Linked DNA regions of Homo sapiens: region 2 is linked to region 1. The links are chromatin contacts, found by Hi-C or POLR2A ChIA-PET in ENCODE. All regions are on one chromosome and are shown on one strand. Each heading gives the region's core, a stretch centred on a gene start or an enhancer-like site at or near the end of the contact. The rest is flanking DNA. Distances are from core to core; before and after follow the strand shown. Region 1 holds the start of RIGI (RNA sensor RIG-I). Region 2 overlaps LOC105376015 (a long non-coding RNA gene).

Evidence for each region. Hi-C counts contacts between places; a loop is a spot of excess contacts on that map. ChIA-PET counts read pairs that join two places held with the same protein, here RNA polymerase II (POLR2A). Pooled maps may share reads with other maps.
Region 2: a loop to region 1 is called in a pooled map, with 6 times the contacts of the local background. The contact joins the enhancer-like site here to the promoter of RIGI in region 1. A Hi-C loop is called at or near these places in 3 of 50 pooled maps. POLR2A ChIA-PET finds 5 or more read pairs at or near these places in 2 of 52 experiments (BJ and MCF 10A).

What each region holds. Positions count from the first base shown.
Region 1 is chr9:32,522,382-32,529,303 of GRCh38, reverse strand. RIGI (RNA sensor RIG-I) reads left to right here and starts at 3,108. Exons shown (of 18, transcript NM_014314.4): 1 at 3,108-3,243. The coding sequence starts at 3,138. RefSeq lists an enhancer at 2,958-3,207.
Region 2 is chr9:32,601,486-32,608,407 of GRCh38, reverse strand. LOC105376015 (a long non-coding RNA gene) reads left to right here. Exons shown (of 2, transcript XR_929553.1): 2 at 3,941-4,501. Among named protein-coding and RNA genes, the nearest start is that of TAF1L, 31 kb to the left of the region's middle. Within about 2 kb of position 4,032, at least 3 of the 41 ENCODE cell types and tissues checked have a DNase peak (open chromatin) inside an H3K27ac peak, as active enhancers do.

The DNA of each region.
Region 1 (6,922 bases), core at 1,859-4,358:
ATGAAAATACTCATTTGGTCATGATATAGCATCCTTTGTATCTAAAACCAAATGAGATTTATCCCAGGAATGGTAGGTTGGGTGAACGTTCAAAAATTGATCAGTGAAATTTGGTATGTTAACAGAATATATGATCACCTCAATAAATGCAGGAAAAAACATTTGAAAAATTCAACACCCATGCATTATAAAAACTCAGCAAACTAGGAATAAAAGAGAACTTCATCAATCTGATAAAAGGTATCTAAGAAAAATTTACAGCTACCATATTATTTAAAGTGATTATTATTACATTGATGATTTCCCCACTGAAATTAGCAATAAAGTAATGGTGTCAACTGTCACCACTTTTATTCTATTTTCTATAGGAGGCTCTAGGAGGTACCATAATAAAGAAAGGAGGCAAAAAGCATGAAGACCGGAAAGAAAGAAGTAAAACTGGCTGGGCATGGTGGCTCATGTCTGTAATCCCAGCACTTTGAGAGGCCGAGATGGGCGATCGCTTGAGTTCAGGAGTTTGAGACCAGCCTGGGCATCAGGGCGAAACCCCATCTCTACAAAAAAATACAAAAATTAGCTGGGTGTAGTGGTGTGCACCTGTGGTCCTAGCTACTCAGGAGGCTGCAGTGGAAGGATCCTTGAGCCTGGGAGGTGGAGGCTGCAGCAGCCTGGTTGACAAAAGTGAGACCCTGTCTCAAAAAGAAAAACTATAATGAAAGGAAATAAAAGGCATAAAGATTGGAAAGGAAGAAGTTAAAGTATGTATTCACAAATGACATCATTATTTATCTAGAAAACTTAGAGGAATTTACAGAACAATTACTAGAACAAATAAGTGAAGTTAGCAATGTTGCATGTTTTAAGGTCAAAAAACAAAAATCACTTGTATTTCTTTTTTTGTGTGTGTGTGTGAGATGGAGTCTCACTCTGTCGCCCAGGCTGGAGTGCAGTGGTGCAATCTCGGCTCACCACACCCTCCGCTTCCTGGGTTCAAGCGATTCTCCTGCCTCAGCCTCCCGAGTAGATGGGATTACAGGCGCCCACCACCACGCCCGGCTATTTTTTGTATTTTTAGTAGAGATGAGGTTTCACCATGTTGGCCAGGCTGGTCTCGAACTCCTGACCTCAGGTGATCCACCCACCTCAGCCTCCCAAAGTGCTGGGATTACAGGTGTGAGCCACCACACCCAGCCAATCATTTGTATTTCTATACCGTAGCAACAGACAATTTGAAAATGAAATCTTAAAAACAATTCCATTGACAGTAGCATCAAATAACATAAAATAGTTCAGAATAGCCAGGTGTGATGGCCCGTGCCTGTAGTCCCAGCTACTCTGGATGGCTGAGGTAGGAGGATTGCTTGAGTCCAGGTGGATCCCTTGAGCCCAAGAGTTCAAGGCTGTAGCACACTATAATTGTGCCTGTGAATAGCCACTGCACTCCAGCTTGGGCAACATAGTGAGACTCCGTCTGTAAAATAAAATGAAACAAAACTAAAATACTGCTGAGAGAAATTATAGACCTAAGTAAATGAAAAGGCATACCATGCTTATGGATTAGAAGACTCAATATTGTTAAGATGTCACTTCTCCCCAAGTTTATCTGTAGGTTCAATGCAATCTTGATCAAAATCCCCATAAACTTTTTTTGGGGGAAGGAAGGGGTAATTGACAAGTTGATTCTTATTTCATATGGAAATGCACAGGGATTCAAGGTTGCAGTGACCCCTGTTTGCACCACTGCACTCCAGCCTGGGAGACAGAGTGAGACCTTGTCTCAAAAAAGAAATTAAAAAAAAAAAAAAAAAAGGAATGCAAAGAATCTCAAATAGCTAATATCTTCACAGTGAAAAACAAATTTGGAGAACTTAGTAGTACTTGATTTTGAGACTTAGTTGAAATCTAAAGTAACCTAGAGACAATGGTATTGTCAAAGTAGTAGGAAGTAGAATATAACAAGAGTCAGAAATAGACACATATACATTCAATGGACTTGGTTTTTTTACAAAGGTCCCAAGGCTATCCAATGCCAAAAGGAAAAGTTTTCAACAAACGGTGCTGAAACAATTAGAAATATGGAAAAAGTGAACCTGGACCCCCCATCTCACGCCACAACAAAATTATTTTGAGATAGTAATAGACCCAGAAGTAAAGGCTAAAAATATAAATCTAAAAGGAAACAATATTTTCATGACCTTGGGGTAGGCAAAGATTTATTAAAGAGGACACAAAAAACAACAAACAGAAGAAAAACCTGAAAATTGCATCAATATAAGTGTCTGCTCCTCAAAAGACACCTTTAAGAAAATGAAATGGTAAGCCACAGACTGGAAGAAGATATTTCGAATACATATATTTAACAATTTTGTATCCTGAATAAATAACTCCTGTAAATCCATAAACCAAAAAACTCCAAAGTCAGGCAAAAGATTGGAGCAGATGCTTCACAAAAGATATATGAATGACCCAGTAAGCACATGCAAATGTGCCCACCATTAATTATATGGGAAATTAAAATTAAAACCACAATAATATACCATTTCACACCGACCAAGATGGAAGTTAAAATTAAAAAAAAAAAAGAAAGGCTGACCAATGTGTCTATCTACTGGAGCTCTCCTACTGCGGGTGGGAATGTAAACTGGATGTAATCAGTCATTTTGGACAACAGGTGGCGGTTTCCTATAAAGCTAAACATAGACTTACCCTGGCACCCAGCCGACGTGGGAGAACTGGGTACACAGGTGTACACTTTACAAAACTCATCGAATTGCACACTCAGATTGTGTGCATTTTACTGTGTCTAAACGTTAGCGCTATAAAAGCAAAACAAAATATAAGATCATAAAAATAAAAGCAATTCCTAGGGGTCCTCTCCGTTCCCGGGCTTCCTCGGTGCGGAGGGAAACGAAACTAGCCCGAGGCAAAACAGCCTCCGCGAACCCCGCCCGCCGCTAGTTGCACTTTCGATTTTCCCTTTAGTTATTAAAGTTCCTATGCAGCTCCGCCTCGCGTCCGGCCTCATTTCCTCGGAAAATCCCTGCTTTCCCCGCTCGCCACGCCCTCCTCCTACCCGGCTTTAAAGCTAGTGAGGCACAGCCTGCGGGGAACGTAGCTAGCTGCAAGCAGAGGCCGGCATGACCACCGAGCAGCGACGCAGCCTGCAAGCCTTCCAGGATTATATCCGGAAGACCCTGGACCCTACCTACATCCTGAGCTACATGGCCCCCTGGTTTAGGGAGGGTGAGTGTCTCCAGCGGCGCCTTCTCGGCGGAAAACAATTGAGGACTTGTTTTTCTCTTGCTTCGTTCCCTTCTTTTAATCAATGCAGAGAGCCTGCCAGACTCCCCAGGTTTGTGGTAAGATCTCCGCAGCATTTTAGGCTAGAGGTTGCCAGAGTTTGAGGAGCCCTCGGAGGCCTAGGTGGGGAAACTGAGTTCCAGCGAGGTGAAGTGACTTGCTTAAGGGTGCTCATCTATTTAGGTTCAAAGCTGGGGAAGAAATTTTGTTTCATTTATTTTCACTAATATTAAAGTCTACTGTGTGCTTGGCTGGGTACTGACAGAGATTGAGAAATAAGATAAGGGCTCTTCCTTAGTATACATTACAGTCCAAGGGATGGGACACAAAGGGCAGATAATTACAGTACTGAGCACAAAGTGCGGTCTGAGCTTAAAGGAAGTTGATGCTTACTCTGCCGAATCTTATTTGCACGCCTAAAGAAGTGGAAGCTGGAGAGGAGCCGGACTTTTCCAGACCGAATAGCTTTAGGCTTTAATACAGGTGTTTCCATCTAACTTCGGAGACAGGTGATCCTGGGTAATGACCATTTTGTAAATTTGTATCGAATTACTTTGTGCTGGAGATGAGCAGAGGCTTCTGGGAAAGAGGTGAAAGGAGGTGGTACTTAAAAGATATCGATGAGGCCGGGCGTGGTCCCTCACGCTGTAATCCCAGCTGTAGAGCACCCGATGCTGTTGCTGTTCGGGGTGCCACTATGTAACCCGCACGGACCTAGGGGACTGAACAAAGAGGGGCGAACGCGGGAATAAAAGACAAGAGACAAAAGAGTATATCTGGAAGAAGGGGTCAGGGGGCACCTTGCCTCTAGTGGACAAGGGCCCTGAGCTTTACACAGCCCTTCTTATTAGGCAAAAGAGATAGCGAGAAGGGGAGGTGCTTGTTGGCTGGCTGCTTGATTCACAGCAGGCTTGCAAGACTGCATTCTTTGAACAATAGGTGCTAGATTTCTCAATAAATAATTTCAAGGAGCCTGGCGCCAGGGAGTGAGGCGCTCAGCAAACCATTTGGTGGCAAGGCAGTGTGAGTTTGCCCAGGTGCTGCATTCATGATAAACAGTTTGCTGTTTGATCATATAGCCTCCAGCGGAATGCTGAGTTGGTCACATCCCAAGGGCCTTCGGCTCCCTGCAGCCAGCACTTTGGGAGGCCTAGGCGGGTGGATCACAAGGTCAGGAGTTCGAGACCAGCTTGGCCAATATGGTGAAACCCCGTCTCTACCGAAAAATACAAAATTAGCCAGGCGTAGTGGTGCACTCCTGTAGTCCCAGCTACTCAGGAGGCTGAGGAATGAAAATCGCTTGAACCAGGGAGGCAGAGGTTATGGTGAGATCGCACCACTGCACTCAGCCTGGGTGACATCGTGAGACTCTTGTCTCCAAAAAAAAAAAAAAAAAAAAAAAAAAAACCGAAAAACAAAAAAAAGTCGATGAGAGGGGGCCTGGGAATCCTAAAAGTCTCCAAGTGCCAGTCTTTCCTGATGTTATTGCAGTTTTTGGAAATGGCGTTAAGACCGGCAACTAACTTGAATGCTAATTGCTCTACAAAACTAAAAGAAAGGTTGTGGAATGGCATTCTAGTGACCAGTGTAGCTTGGCACCTGAAGAAGTACTTGGAAGAAACACTAACAACTGGTGTGAATTCCATTTTTTCATGCACTCATATATTGATTTGATACACTTTGATGGAATAAAATAAGCAACTCGTGTCAGTATTATGTTAGCATTGGAGGTAATTTACTCAGCACCTATTACCTAATAGTGTCATTGAAAGTTGAGGAAGCAATGATGAGCACAGTAGAAACTGTCCCTGCCCTAATAGTGATTAGTGTGTCTATGTGAATGCAGGTAACAAAATAGTAAATAATAAAGTGCAGCAGTGCTTTGATGGAAAAAAGCTGGGATGTCTACTAGAGTCCAAAGGGCACAGCCAAAGCTTCCCAGATATTTGGCATTTGAACTGAGGTCTAAAGAAAGAGGAAAAATTAGCTGGAAGGAGACAATAAATTGCAGTTAGAGGGCTCCTTATGTGCAAAGGTCCAAGGTGAAAGAGAAACTAGAGTGTTCCAGGTATCCAGAAAATATTAGTATGGTGGCATTGTGGAGAGAGAGGCAGGAGTTCAGAGAGATGAAACTTGACAGGCAAGCAGAAGTGGGATATGAACAGTTTTGGACTTTATCCACTGAAATGTGATAAGGAGAGGGGACCAAAATAGAATTTGCATTGTAGAAAAACGACTTTGACTTCAGTTTGAGGAATGGCTTGAATAGGTACAAGACAGGGAGAGAGAGAATGGCAGATGCAATGATGCCAGGACAGCAGAGTGGAAAAACTGGAAGCAAGGATACCAGTTAGGAAAATAGGAATCCGGAGGAATGGGGAGAAATGGATGGATTCAAGACACATTTGGAAAGTATAATCAATAGGTCTCTTGGGGAGTTGTGGTGAGGAGGTAAGGGTGAGGACAGGGTGGAAATGACTTCCAGGTCTCTGGCTTTGGTCCTTGGGTGAATAAATGGTAGTTTCTGAGATAGGAAATGTGGGAAGAGGGACAGGTTTGCAGGAGGAGGAGAAAAATTCGGATTTAGGTATGCTGGGTTTGTATGCCTTGGATACATCCATGAAGAGATGTTCATCAGATTGTTGGCTGCACAGGTGTGGAGTTCAGGAAAAGGGTCCACAGTTGGGGAGACATTAATGTGGAGATCCTTGCTGAAACAATGAGAGTGGGTGCAATTGTTACTGAAACACCAGGGATTCAGCCTAGGTTCTTTTGCTGGCTGCACATAAAGCCAATCACTGAGACAACAAGTTTTGCCAAGGCTTTAATTGGGAGCTGCAGCAAAGGAGGTAGGAGATCAGTCTCAAATCCATCTCCCTGACCCGTTGAAATTAGGGGTATGGATAGAAGGAAAGAAATATAACTAGGTGTTGGAAAATGGACTCTGGAGGGGTAAGGAAGCAATCATGATAAATGAGGGGCCTGGTGTCTCATTGTCTGGATGTGATGGTCTGATGAGTTTCAGTTCTTTTATACCTTTTGAGAGGCCTGGGGGTCCTTTTCCTGGGGAAGGAACTCAGATAAAACAAATATAAGTTTCAGCTTTAAGATCAGGAGGGTCAATTTCCATGTTTATTCGAAAGAATTGTATATGGGACTATTGTGTTGGTTTCAGTCCCCCTCTTTCTATTTATCAATTCCTGGATCATGGGGAATCTGATCCTCAATCTTTCTGGCAGCTTCATGCTGAGGAATGGCGTGGTGGGCAGTTCCATACTATGGGTGACCACGTGGCCATCCAGGAATCAAAAGTTAATCTAATACTATAGTTTTCTTCTGAGACACAATCTGTATCATTACTGTTCCCCGCTTCCACCAAAGACATATCACAGCTGGATGGGCCTACCTGCAAAATAAGCCTCAGTTACATATACTTGGCTTATTTACCCACACAAAGTGCAGCAAAAATTATTGTCCATATGGGCTCTCCTAATTGGCTTTGCTGGAACCTCTCACAAGGCCATTTCAGTCAAAGCCCTGGGAAAATAACTTGTTCCTCCAACTGTGTCCCCTTATAAAAGAAAACAGATTTTTATTAAATGTATGCAAGAAAACACATTGC
Region 2 (6,922 bases), core at 2,783-5,282, 78 kb before region 1:
ATGTGGTACATATACACCATGGAATACTATGCAGCCATAAAAAGGAATGAGATCATGTCCTTTGCAGGGACATAGATGAAGCTGGAAACCATCATCCTCAGCAAACTAACACAGGCACAGAAAACCAAACACTGCTTGTTCTCACTCATAAGTAGGAGCTGAACACTGAGAACACATGGACACAGAGAGGAGAACAACACACACCAGGGCTGCTTGCAGGGTGGGGAGTGAGGGAAGGGAACTTAGAGAATGGATCAATAGGTGCAGCCAACCACCATGGCACACATATACCTATGTACAAACCTGTATGTTCTGCACATGTATCCTGTTTTTCTTTTTTTAGAAGGAATAAAGAAAAAATTTTTTAAAATTTATTATTGGTATTCAGATTAGATCACTTCATCCTGAGTCAATTATGGTCATTTAATGTTTTTTCACATTTAAGTCTAAAGTTGTATATTGTTGCTAGGTTTATGACCTCAGAAAGGACTTTGTAATATTAAGGAAGGAAAACAAAAGGATAAAAAAACCTGGGAAGGTAGTTCTTCCTGGAAAGATTTATTGCAGGCACAAGAAGCAAATTTTAGACCTCATGTTTATTTAATTTTTTTTCATGAAATTCATGAAGATATAGGCTCTTTGAAATTCAAAAAAAAAGAAAGAAGAAACTTATACTGAGATGAGACCTGTACTCGAACAAGCAGCTGAGGTAGAACGAGAAACCAGGTTTGGGCTCTTAGGAACATCCTTACTCCTGGCAATAGGAGGTTCAAGAAATCTTTGTGGATGCATATGTGAAGAATTAATGAATGATTAGGAATATCAATTCTCACAGCGTGGTATAGTCTCATGAAAACTGTAGAAGATTGAGCTGGACCACAGGGAACTGGGGAATATCTCTGAGTGCTGTTTTTGTTATCTACTTGAGTCCTCTCCTCCACACCCCTTAAGGTTAGTTCTCCCAGCAAGGGTCCAGCGTGATTACTCTGCTCTGGGTTTTCTCTTACCATTGCTTGTTGCCACTCTCCTGGTTCACCTGTTCCCATCCCTGAGCACTGCGCAGGCCACAGCTTTTTTAACCACTTAATATCCCCAGCAACTAATCATGGTGTGTCCTTGAATTCTAGATTTCCTAAGGCTGCAAAGAAAATTAAAAACAGGCCGGGTATGGTGGCTTATGCCTGTAATCCCAGAGCTTTGGGAGGCCAAGGCAGGAGAATCACTTCAGGCCAGGAGTTCGAGAGCAGCCTGAACAATGTAGCAAGACCTCATCTCTAAAAATAAAAGTGTATAATTTAATAATTCTTAGTAAGTTTAAAGAGTTTTGCAATCATTACTGCAATGGAATTTTAGAACATTTCCTTCACCCCCAAAATAACCTCATTCCCATTTGCAGTCACTTCCTATTTCCACCTTCAGCACCACCCCCAACCCCCGCCACACAAAACCACTGATCTGCTTTCTGTTTCTATTGATGTGTCTGTGATGGATATTTCATATATTTATATTCATATGAATGGAACCATGGTCTTTTGTTTATGTCTTCTTTCACTTAATGTATTTGACATGCATTCATGTTGAAGCATGTGTCAATACTTTGTTCCTTTTTATGACTGGAATAGTGTTCTGTTGTATGGATATACCACATTTTTCTTATCCATTCACCAGTTAAAACATTTGGGTTATTTCCATTTTTTGGATATTATGGCTAATGTTCTCAGGAATATTCATATACAAATCTTCATGTGAATGTAGATTTTCATTTATCTTGGGTAGATAATAATGGCTGAATTGTTGGGTCATATGGTGACTCTATTTAGTATTTTAAGAAACTGAAAAATGTTTTACAAAGTGGCTGCACCATTTTCCCGCCAGCAGAATACAAGAGCTACAGTTTCTTTACATCCTTGTCAATATTTGTTATTGCCTGTCTTTTTATACATTGGCTTGGTAAATATTTGTAATAATGTGCAGAACCCCATGCCACCTTTGTAGACCCTCAGATGGAAGCTGCTGTCTGGAATCACATTCTGAGAAATGGATTAATGATCCTTCATTGATGCTTAGGACCTATGTACACCTTCTAGCTGTTGTATTAAACTCTAAAAACTCTAGTATTTTTGTAAAAATATCATACTACTTAAAGCTTAGGGTGTCCATGTGTCAACAACTATTAATTATACTCCAGTATCCAGTCTCCCCTTCTTACACAGGGGGCAGTCAAAGAGTCCCATTTTCCAGCCTCCCTTGCAGCTAGATGTAGCTATGTGATTAAGTTCAGAAGAATGGGATGTGAGCAAAAATGTCATGTTCTCTTAAATGGAGCCAGGCTTTTACCTCTTTCCACATCCTCACTGATGGGAAGGTGGAAGTGAGGGTAGCCATCCTTAGACCAAAAACAGATACTAGGTGCTGAGATTGGCAGGGCATTAAGACACAGGAGGCTTGGGCAACTGGTGATTGCAGGGCCTCCATTCCAGCCCTGGATTGCTTACCTGGATTTTAACATGAGAGATAAGTATCTTGTTTAATCCAGTGTTATTTTTTATTTATTTTGTATTTATTTGAGATAGAGTTTTGCTCTGTTGCCCAGGCTGGAGTGCAGTGGCTGCAATCTCAGCTCACCGCAACCTCCGCCTCCCGGGTTTGAGCAATTCTCCTGCCCACCATCTCGCCTAGCTAGTTTTTTGTATTTTTAGTAGAGACGGGGTTTTGCTATCTTGGCCAGGCTGGTCTGGAACTCCTGACCTCAAGTGATCCACCCACCTAGGCCTCTCAAAGGGCTGGGATTACAGGCATGAGCCACTGAGGCTAGCCCCAGTGTTATTTTGAGGCTCTCTGTTATAACAGCCAAAAAGTGAAATTACTAACATCTAGAATGGCTCTGTAGGAACATGGCTAGAATATGAGAGTCTCCGCTGATGAATATGATCATACAAGGAAAAGCAGGGCAATGGAGACAAAAAAGCCTGGGAAGAAAATCAGGACACTAGAATTTTAGTAGCATTTTTACCTCTAGTCAGCTTTGTGATCTCAGGCAAGCCTTATATTTCTCTGTCTTCATCCATGAAACAAGATGGTTTTGTACAATTGAAAATAAATGCTTAAAGCTTGAAAATAAAAAGCATCTGGTTTCAGAAGTACTTCATTATATTCCTAATCACTGGTAAAGCAACTCAGTACTACAGGCTGGGAAGGAGAGGGAAGGGAGACATAGGGATAGATTTGTAGAAGAATACAAAATTACAGCTAGATAGAAGGAATGAGTTCTAGTGTTATATAGCGCTACAGGATGATGATAGTTAACAATAATATACTCTATAGTTTCAAATAGCTAGCAGGAGGATATAGAATGTTCCCAACACAAAGAAATGATAAATGTTTGACATGATGGCTATGCTAATTACCTTGACCTTATCACTATACATCATATGTGTTGAAACATCACTATGCACCCCATAAATATGTACAAATCATTATGTGTCATATAAAATATTTTTTTAAATTAGGAAAATATATAAATGTAAACCTTTGGTATCAACTTTCTTAAATAAAATAGATGTTAATCATCTTCAGCAGCTGCATCAGTGAGAATGTTAACATGGGGCTAAGAATTTTCCTATACACAGTATTAGCTTTTTAAGTCCTCCCAATGGGTGCCATTATTGTCTTCATTTTACGAATAAGGAACCGGAGGTTTAATGAAGTTAAGGACCTTGCCCTGCCATGCAGATAGTTAGTGGTGGAGCCAGGGTTTCAGTTCCTGAACCCGGAACACAGGTGTTTGGCCACTGCTACTCTGCCTCCATAACTATACCCAACACATACCAGAAGATCAATAGTGATGGCCAGTGGCCATATGACCACTTTAGCTATTGTGACTAGAAGGGATTATCATAGTTTAAAATGAATAAACAACTCTTCCTAATTTGCTCACTAGGTTAAGGTGACATGGGAAGCGATCATTGTGAGTCATCCAGGGAACACAGGGAGAGTTAAGCTGATGGTGACGCACACCTGCCAACTGCTGAGAAGAAGATAATCAGCCCTCAGGAATTTTCGACCCAGCCGCACTGCACAGCCTGGTTGCTGGACTCCTAGGACCAAGCCTCCTGGGCCTGGCAGGCAGCTGTAATTCAGAGTGGGTCGGGGCTCCAGGATGTGTTGTTTCCTGTGCATTGCACTTCGCAGAGGCACAGAGCAGAAGCTAAGCCTGATGGCCTCTGAACACTGGTTGGGTTTTTTGTTTTTTTTTTTTCCTGGCAACAAAATTAAAGCCGCACCTAGGGATTTATCCACCCTTTTGCTGATCTCGATGTGAACTGTGCAGCTGAATCCCTGCACACAGTACTGACTCTCTCAGGGTGTTGCTTAAAATGTGGCTGAGCACAAATGCAAAACATCGTCTTGTTGAAGTCAGCACACAGAATTAATCTCTAAAAGTAATGAAAGAATTAGTTTCACTTTGTAAGATAAATAAATGCAAAGTATGGTGAAGTCAGAGATGTTCAGCTCAGTTGCTTTTAGACGGCGACATCTTTTGAAAATGATATTATATATTTGGGACACATTTTAATGCCACTCTAATATTTTGTGTCATTATAAGGATGCTTTGGGTTTTTTTGTTGTTGTTTTTGAAGTCTATTATCATATGAGTTTTTTTTTTTTTTTTTTTTTTTTTTTTGAGACAGAGTCTCGCTGTCGCCCAGGCTGGAGTGCGTGGCGCGATCTCGGCTCACTGCAGGCTCCGCCCCCCGGGGTTCACGCCATTCTCCTGCCTCAGGCTCCCGAGTAGCTGGGACTACAGGCGCCCGCCACCTTGCCTGGCTAATTTTTTGTATTTTTAGTAGAGATGGCGTTTCACTGTGTTACCCAGGATGGTCTCAATCTCCTGGCCTCGTGATCCGCCCGCCTCGGCCTTCCAAAGTGCTGGGATTACAGGCGTGAGCCACCGCGCCCGGCCTAGCATATGAGATTTTTAACCTGCAACGATTCACCTTTAGTGAATTTTTAGTATTGGAAATGATACAAACTTCAAAGTGTCTTGTCCTTTTTTTTTTAAGCTCTTGGAAACATAAGTATGTGATTTAAGTAAATATAAAATTAGAAGCCATCTCAACACTAGAACTTATTCCTCCTATCTAGCTGTAATTCAGCCTCTAAAGTCAATGTGAAATAAGGCTCACTGTTTTTCACCCCATCCTTAATGTTATTTTTACCCTGACACTGAATTTCAGGCTTTGGTTTTTCTGAGTGTGGCCCACCTGCTTGAAAGTTGTTCTGAAAGTTTGAGGTAAAGGAAGTCAGATCAGAGAGCATTTTCCCCCAGTACCTAACAAAATGAATAAAATGACTGCATTTTAAAGGGCCAAAAATTTCTCATCAGTGATCAAGATTGAAAAAAGGGCAAAACTTCATGTAATACAGTTTTACTTTCAACTGTACGGCTTTCAACCTTGTAATGACACTTGCTTTTCAGAAAGAGAAATGAGGAAAGGTGAGTCAACAAAATTCTGATACTTTTTCTGAATTCGCCTTGATGTGAGGAAGAAGTGGATTGAGGCACGAGGAGGTGGGGAAACTGACGCGTAGGAGCCACTCTTCGTGCCACTGCAGACCCTTGCTAAGGCAGAGGAGTAGGCAGGGCCGGGCATTCTCCAGGGTGCTTGCTGAATGGGGGGATCAACCAAAGCCCTTGGGTTAGAAAATGTCCCATGCTGGGAAGACTGGCCCTGGTAAGGGACATTTGCTGGGGCTTGCAAGAGAGAATCCAGCCAGGCTAGCAACAACTGTAGGCAGCTCCTGATGACCTTTCCTCCTTCTCACAAATTTTCTGGCTAGAGAAAAGTAAGTAGAAAATAACAGCCAGCCCTCAAGTTTTTCTCCATAGGGGTGATAAATAGTTTCCAGGAAGAGGGTCAAGAAGAACTACAGTAGATCAGAGAAACTGAAGTTTATATCATAGCACTGCATAAGTTTAGCTTGAGCAAAATTAAAATAGATGTCATGTCAACCTTGCAAATGAGCCACAGAGGAGAGACGGAGAGAGAGACGGTTAACATGAACATAACAATCTCTGCTTCACAGGGTTGTTGGAAGGAGTAAAAGAGAAAAAGTATGTAAATACTGGACCACAGAACCTGATACATTCGAAGTACACAAAAATCATAGTCTCTCCTCCACTCCCATCCCTTGTTCATAGCCCTACATATTGTTTTTTGTTTTGTTTTGTTCAATTCAGGCTCACTTTGCATTCTTACAACACTGTAGATCTTTAGGTTGAGTAATTTATGGCTTAAAGCTAAATAATTATTTGCCAGCAAACTGTTCTTGAAAATATATAGCAGCATAGGAAAGGTCATGGGCTTTAGTGTTAAAACTAGGCTTTGATCCTGGGCCACCTCCTTGAGTTTGTGTTTTTAGGCAGGTTATACATTTAATCTCTCTGAGCTGACTTTTCTTCTTTATGAATGATATCAATAATCCTAAATTTGCTGTACCTGTATATGTATAAAGCACCTGGCACAAACTAGGTGCTCCTTGAGGTGGCACGGCTAATATCATTTTACTTTTTCAGATTGTTATACAAAACATCAACAAATTATTGTTTGTTACCCCAACTGCTTCTTTAGGAGGGTGAATTTTGTTACTGTAGAGTATCTTGTTTTGCAGAGCATCATGATGTCCTGGGGTCTGTAAGTTTATGAATTGAGGGAAGTGGCTAAATTGCTTGCGTAAGAAAGGGAAGGAAAAAAAATGAAAATGAAGGCAGGAGTTGGGGGTAGGATGATCAAGAATCTAGGGGAGAGAATTAAGCAGTGAAATCTGGGAGGATTCAGGGATAAAAATCCCTAGAGAGGATAAACCAGGAAGGGATTTGTGGAGGTACAAATATAGAATGTCAGTTTTTACCTTGTTTTCT